Linked DNA regions of Homo sapiens: region 1 is linked to region 2. Evidence: read pairs that join two places in POLR2A ChIA-PET (ENCODE). Cell type or tissue: GM12878. All regions are shown on one strand. Each heading gives the region's core, and the rest is flanking DNA. Links, peaks and the distances in the headings are about the cores only.

Region 1 (2,907 bases), core at 254-2,753, 340 kb after region 2:
GGTCGGGCTTTTTGGAGAACTGAGTTCTCCAAAGGGCTGGTTAAATGGAGGCCTTGGCCAGCACTTCTGCCCCAGTGTGTGGGAATCCTTTACAGGTGGATGAGGGTGTCCTGTGGAGCACCGACTGGGACTGCCAGAGCCTGCCTGACACTGAGCCGGGAACTGGGCAAACACTGAAGCTCTGTGTGGCTCCTAAACAAGGGTGTGGTGGGCCTGTCTGTCCTGAGTGAGGAAATGTCTCTGAGATACTTTTGAAGCATGTGAAATTGCCATTTTTGTAGGTAAAAATGGTCAAACACTGACAATTTCACGTGGTTCAACCTAATATTAAGAACTAAGAGCACTGCCCTATAGCGTGATCGCAGTGGTGCACCGTGCGTGTGTGTGTGTAACATGTGGAGCTGCAGGTGGGAGACCCACCAAGCTGTCCGCCCCTGGGAGAGGAATCGAGGACTGGATTGGGAAATGTCGCTAGTTTACTCTGAATCAGTATCTTTGGACTCTTGCAGTAACCATGTCTTCATGAATCACTTGAGAATGTAAAAATAGGGACTCAGAAAAGAACTGGGAAGTGAGTGTGGGTCCCTGGCAGCTGCCTTCTCCCCATGAAAGGGTTCTGGCCGAAGTGAAGCCTGTGCGGGTTCTAGAGCCTCGAGGGATGCATTTCCTTCCCACATGGACCAGAGACTGCACGGGGCTTTGGTGGGGTAAAGAGCTCTGTCCGCCTCCACCGCAGAGCCGCTGAGGGCCTGGTCCTTCCACGTCTTCACTGCCCCACTCCCCTGCCCGTCCCCAGGCGTCCCACAGGGAGAGTGAGGAGGCCCTGCAGAAGCGCCTGGACGAGGTCAGCCGGGAGCTGTGCCACACGCAGAGCAGCCACGCCAGCCTCCGGGCGGATGCCGAGAAGGCCCAGGAGCAACAGCAGCAGATGGCCGGTAAGGGCGGCGGCAGTGGGGCCGGGGGTTCAGTGCAGGGTGCTGGGTCTGCATGCCGGCCCAGCCCCACTGCCAGTGCCAGAACTCAGTGGGTTAGGCCTGTTGGGTGAGGGCAGCACGGATCCCTTGACTGCCCCTCAGAAAGTCAAAGAGCAGGGGATTATGCCCAGTCAGGGGCTGGCGGGGGGCGCAGTCAGCCTATAGGCGCAGTCCAGAGGTGGGGGGATGGAGCTGTGAGGATGGGACCTACAGGGGCTAGAAGTGGGGGGCAAGGCCTGTGAGGGCCTGGTGCATGGGAGCAGGGCATATGGGGGTGGAAGGCACTGCTTCCCTCCCAAGCCTGGGTCCGCAGTGGCTGTGGATGAACCAGGGAGATCCTGAGGCGTCTCAGCTAAATGTGTGTTCTGGGCCTTTCTACTCTCCCAGCTCAGTCAGCCCAGAAGGCCAGGCAGGATTTACAAGCCTGTGGTTCCCTTGCTGCAGTCGATCATGGAAAGGGTGACAGGGATGGAGGGCCGAGAGCCCCTGGAGAAAGGGAGCTGAAGGTGCCAGTGAGAGGCCCGTGGCCCTTGGCTCACTGGCGCTTCCCGAGCCCCTCCCCAGGCCAAGCACTGCCGTGGGTGCCGGGCTGGGCTGGACTGGGGGTTACACGACAGAGTCACCTGCAAGGACAGGATTGCACAGCAGGGCCCTCTACACAGGGACTGTGTTCAGGGCAGGGTTGGCAACTGTTTCTGTGAGGGATGGATGGTGAATGCTTCTGGCCAGTCTCTGTCACAACTGCTCAGCTCTGCCACAGTGGGCAAAAGTGCCCGTTAACACCGGGTGAACTGTTTCTGTCGGGGATGGATGGTGAATGCTTCTGGCCAGTCTCTGTCACAACTGTTCAGCTCTGCCACAGTGGGCAAAAGTGCCCATTAACACCGAGTGAACAGAGGGGCCTGGCTGTGTTCAAAGAAAGCTTCATTGATATCACTTGGAAAAATGGAGGTTGGGAGGCACGGCCCCAGCTTCCCGGCCCCTGCTCCAGAGGGCTGGGCATGGCTTTAGATTGCGTGGTCCTGGAGACTCTCTGAGGCAGGAGGGGATGCATGGCAGAGGCCAGCACAGGGCCCGGAGGTGGGAATGAACTGACTTGGCCTATGTGAGAAATGGGCTAACAAGTGTGGCTGGAAGGAGAAGGCTGGTGGCGGGGCAGGGCCAGGTCACCCTCCCTCTGAGGAGCTTGGGCACCGTGGAAGGTGTGACAGAAGTGCTTGGGGCAGGAGATGAAGTCGTCTCATGTGCGCTTCTGGACACTGACACCAGGTGGAGAGCAGACCAGAGGGGCACGAGTGGCCCATGGAGACCAGGGATGAGGCCTTGCAGTTGCTGAGGCCCAAGGCAACAGGGCAGGGCCCAGGTGGCCGCAGAGGTGCTAGTGAAGAGGGCAACTTGACAGATGGCGGGTGTGGGCTCGTAGGCTTCGGCAGTGGGCGAGGGAGGAAGATGAGGAGTCCTGGGAGGTCGGGATGTTGGGTTTGCGTTGTCTAACTAGAGCTTCATTTAGAAGAGGCAGATGGCAGAGCCTGGGGTTGGGGAGAGTGCAGCCTCAGAGGCACGAAGATGACACTTAGACCCATGGGACTGTCTGAGGTGACCTGAGGAGGAGGACACCTCAAGGGGAGAAAGGGGCCCAGGGCAGAAGAGTCACCCCCTGGCCTTTCTCGACTGTGAAGAGGTCTTGGGGGTTGAGGGGGACCCAGCCAGGGAGGTGGGGGAGGTGTGGCAGTGGGGTCCACCTAGCCACTTTCTAAGGAACTTCTGGTCTCAGTAAGAAAAAGAGTCTTCTAGAAGATGAATCTTTAAAAGCCTCAGCTGGAGTCCGTTTCCACTCTCTATCATTTTCTCATGAGTGTCCTGAGAGCATTGCATTCTACCCTGACGGTTCTCAGAAGTGATGCCAGAGTGGCACTTTCTTCAACCGCTAACA
Region 2 (2,907 bases), core at 271-2,770:
GGAAAATATGTGACATTCTTCTCCTGTATTTTTTTTTTAGTGCTGGAACAGCCTGAAAAATTCAGCTGTGTCTCAATTTTTTTCCCTCATACATTTTTCTATTCTAATATTTAATATTTAACATGTAATATTTTTCTAATTAGCTTTAGATTATTAGAATTCTGATTTATGGCTTGTAGGAGGACACATCTTCTTTCTTCCTAACATTTTATAACATGTGAATACTAGAGAAATTTCATTAGGACACATTAGGACACATTATTTTTCCTGTATGTTCATTTTCTGAGGTCAAAGCCTTACTTTTCGTCCCCAGGTTTCTCCGAAAGAACTGTAGTGTCTGGATTTGTTGGCGTATCCCAGGATCTAACTTGATTTTTGAACTCTCTCCTCATTTTCAGTGCTCGTTGGCCTCCAAGCGCTTGCATAGTAAGCCCCCTCCTCATACACATTTTAAAAAAGGGAACATGGCCGGGCATGGTGGCTTATGCCTATAATCCCAGCACTTTGGGCAGCCAAGGCAGGCGGATTACCTGAGGTCAGGAGTTCAAGACCAGCCTGGCCAACATGGTAAAACCCAGTCTCTACTCAAAATACAAAAATTAGCCAGGTGTGGTGGCGCATGCCTGTAATTCCAGCTACTCTGGAGGCTGAGGCAGGAGAATTGCTTGAACCCAGGAGGCAGAGGTTGCAGTGAGCCAAGATCATGCCACTGCACTCCAGCCTGGGTGACAGAGCAAGACAATCTCAAAAAAAAAAAAAAAAAAAAAAACACACAAAGAGACTCAACAAACACAAGAAATATATTCACTTGTTTCTTAGTAAGAGGAGAGAAAGAGGGGGGACTGTTATGCTAAGCAATGGCCTTGGAGCTTTCAAAACATTATTTAATTTTCAAACCCAACAACCCAGCAAAATAGGGATTGTAAGTTACCCCCATTTTAATGAATGAGGCCCTATCCCACCAGGCAGTGCTGTTAATTTGCCCCAAAGCAAAAAGCTGGACAGGCAGCCTGGCACCAGAATCTGTTTCCAATCTACCACACAGTAGAGCAAAGGAAGCAATCTTGGAAATCACCAATTAGATACTCAGAGAAACAGAGCAGGAAATACACGTGCTTGGAACATGCTTGCAGAGAGACCCACAGAAAAGGCGGAAAACAACTTTACATTTGTCAAGTTTTTTTTTTTTTGAGACAGGGTCTTACTTGTCACCCAGGATGGAGTGTACTGGCTCGATCATTGCTCACTGTAACCTTGAACACCTGGCCTTAAGCAATCCTCCTGTCTCAGCTTCCTCTACAGGCATGTGCCACCACGCCTGGCTAATTCAAAAAAATTTTTTTTTTGTAGAGATGCAATCTCTCTACGTTGCCTAGGCTGGTCTTAAACACCTGGCCTCAAGCAATCGTCCCACCTTGGTCTCCCAGAGTGCTGGGATTACAGGCATGAGCCACTGCACTCGGCCTTCAACTATTTTTTACAAAGATGGAAATGTCAATTCTTTTTTTTTCCAGGCTGGAGTGCAGTGGTATGATCTCGGCTCACTGCAATCTCCACCTCCCAGGTTCAAGCGATTCTCCTGCCTCAGCCTCCGTAGTAGCTGGGATTACAAGTGATCGCTGCGCCCGGCTAATTTTTTTGTATTTTTAGTAGAGATGGGGTTTCGCCATTTTGGCCAGGCTGGTTTTGAACTCCTGACCTCAAGTGATCCGCCTGCTTCGGCCTCCCAAAGTGCTAGGATTACAGGCATGAGCCACTATGCCCAGCTGGAAATGTCAATTCTATCATTAGCAAAAAATGGAATCCCTTCTGAAAAATTATTTGGAGAGTTAAATGAAATTCAACTTAGGAACTAAGTTATTCTACTCCAAATTTACTTGACTCAATTGGAATTATTAACACGTGAAAGACCTACAAGAAATTTATGACTGATGGAATTAAAGCCTAGGAAAAAGAAGTGTATAGCATTCATCTACACACTAGGTTAATGAAGCAGAAGACAAACATGTTAAAAACAGGAAGAAAAAAACTTAGCAAATGCCATGCCAATAGACCATACATTTCTCGCTGCAAACTTACCCCTGGCTAGGTTCTTCATATACACATGATCACAAACATGAAAACCTAGATTACAGGATCCTTTAGACACTAAGGCTCAGAACATTCAACATGATTCAATTTATAAAAATAAAAAATGATCCAAGAATATTCACTGCATGTAGCATCAAGTCTGCTTATTCACTCAAAGTAATGAAAGTGAAATGTTTTCAAGTCCTCGTATATGAAGTGCACTAAAAAAAACCTTCATGCATCTCCAGTATTCTCATGATGGAACTGGCAGGATGGCTAATACTTCAGGATTAAATCAGCGTAGCAAAAAAAAAAAAAAAAAAATTAAAACCTAAACCCCATCCCTTTGTGTGTATTTATACACAAAATATAAATCAGAATAAGTCAGACTTTCTCATTCCCACCAGTCTTCAAAAGATGAACTGATGCTTGGGAAACTGCTCAAGTATTTGGAAGAATGCCAGACACATTTCTATGCTCTCACCTTTGAGAAGACTGGGTAGAAATTACTGATCCAATATTTTTCATTAAAAAAATCTTCTTAATTTTTAAAATGTAATTCTTCTTGGGTGCCACCTTCTTGGGTTTGGGATCCAGTATCCTCCAGACCCGTTAATCAATTTAGTGAGCCCTTTTTCTTTTATTCACCATGACACTAATTGTCCCTTTATTTATTTCAGAACCCACTGCTTACTAATACTTATTTTCTAAAAAGAGTGATTCTGCCTGGGCACAGTGGGTCACACCTGTAGTCTCAGTATTCTGGGAGGCCGAGGTGGGAGCACCACTTGAAGACAGGAGTTGGAGACTAGCCTGGGCAACATAGGGAGACCCTTG

The links. ChIA-PET counts read pairs that join two places held together with the same protein. Peaks named below come from ENCODE experiments on the same cell type or tissue, not always from the same donor. Only the 100,000 strongest peaks of a DNase experiment are listed, where the experiment ranks them.
Region 1: POLR2A ChIA-PET joins it to region 2 with 5 read pairs; 7 of 35 experiments call an interaction of 5 or more read pairs at or near these places.

What each region holds. Positions count from the first base shown.
Region 1 is chr20:17,627,851-17,630,757 of GRCh38, reverse strand. RRBP1 (ribosome binding protein 1) reads left to right here. Exons shown (of 25, transcript NM_001365613.2): 9 at 797-935. Among named protein-coding and RNA genes, the nearest start is that of RRBP1, 53 kb to the left of the region's middle. In GM12878, for the core only: no CTCF peak of the experiment used is centred there; no DNase peak of the experiment used is centred there.
Region 2 is chr20:17,971,924-17,974,830 of GRCh38, reverse strand. The region is part of intron 2 of MGME1 (mitochondrial genome maintenance exonuclease 1); the gene reads right to left. Among named protein-coding and RNA genes, the nearest start is that of MGME1, 4.4 kb to the right of the region's middle. In GM12878, for the core only: no CTCF peak of the experiment used is centred there; no DNase peak of the experiment used is centred there; H3K4me3 peaks cover 2,500 bases; H3K27ac peaks cover 2,500 bases.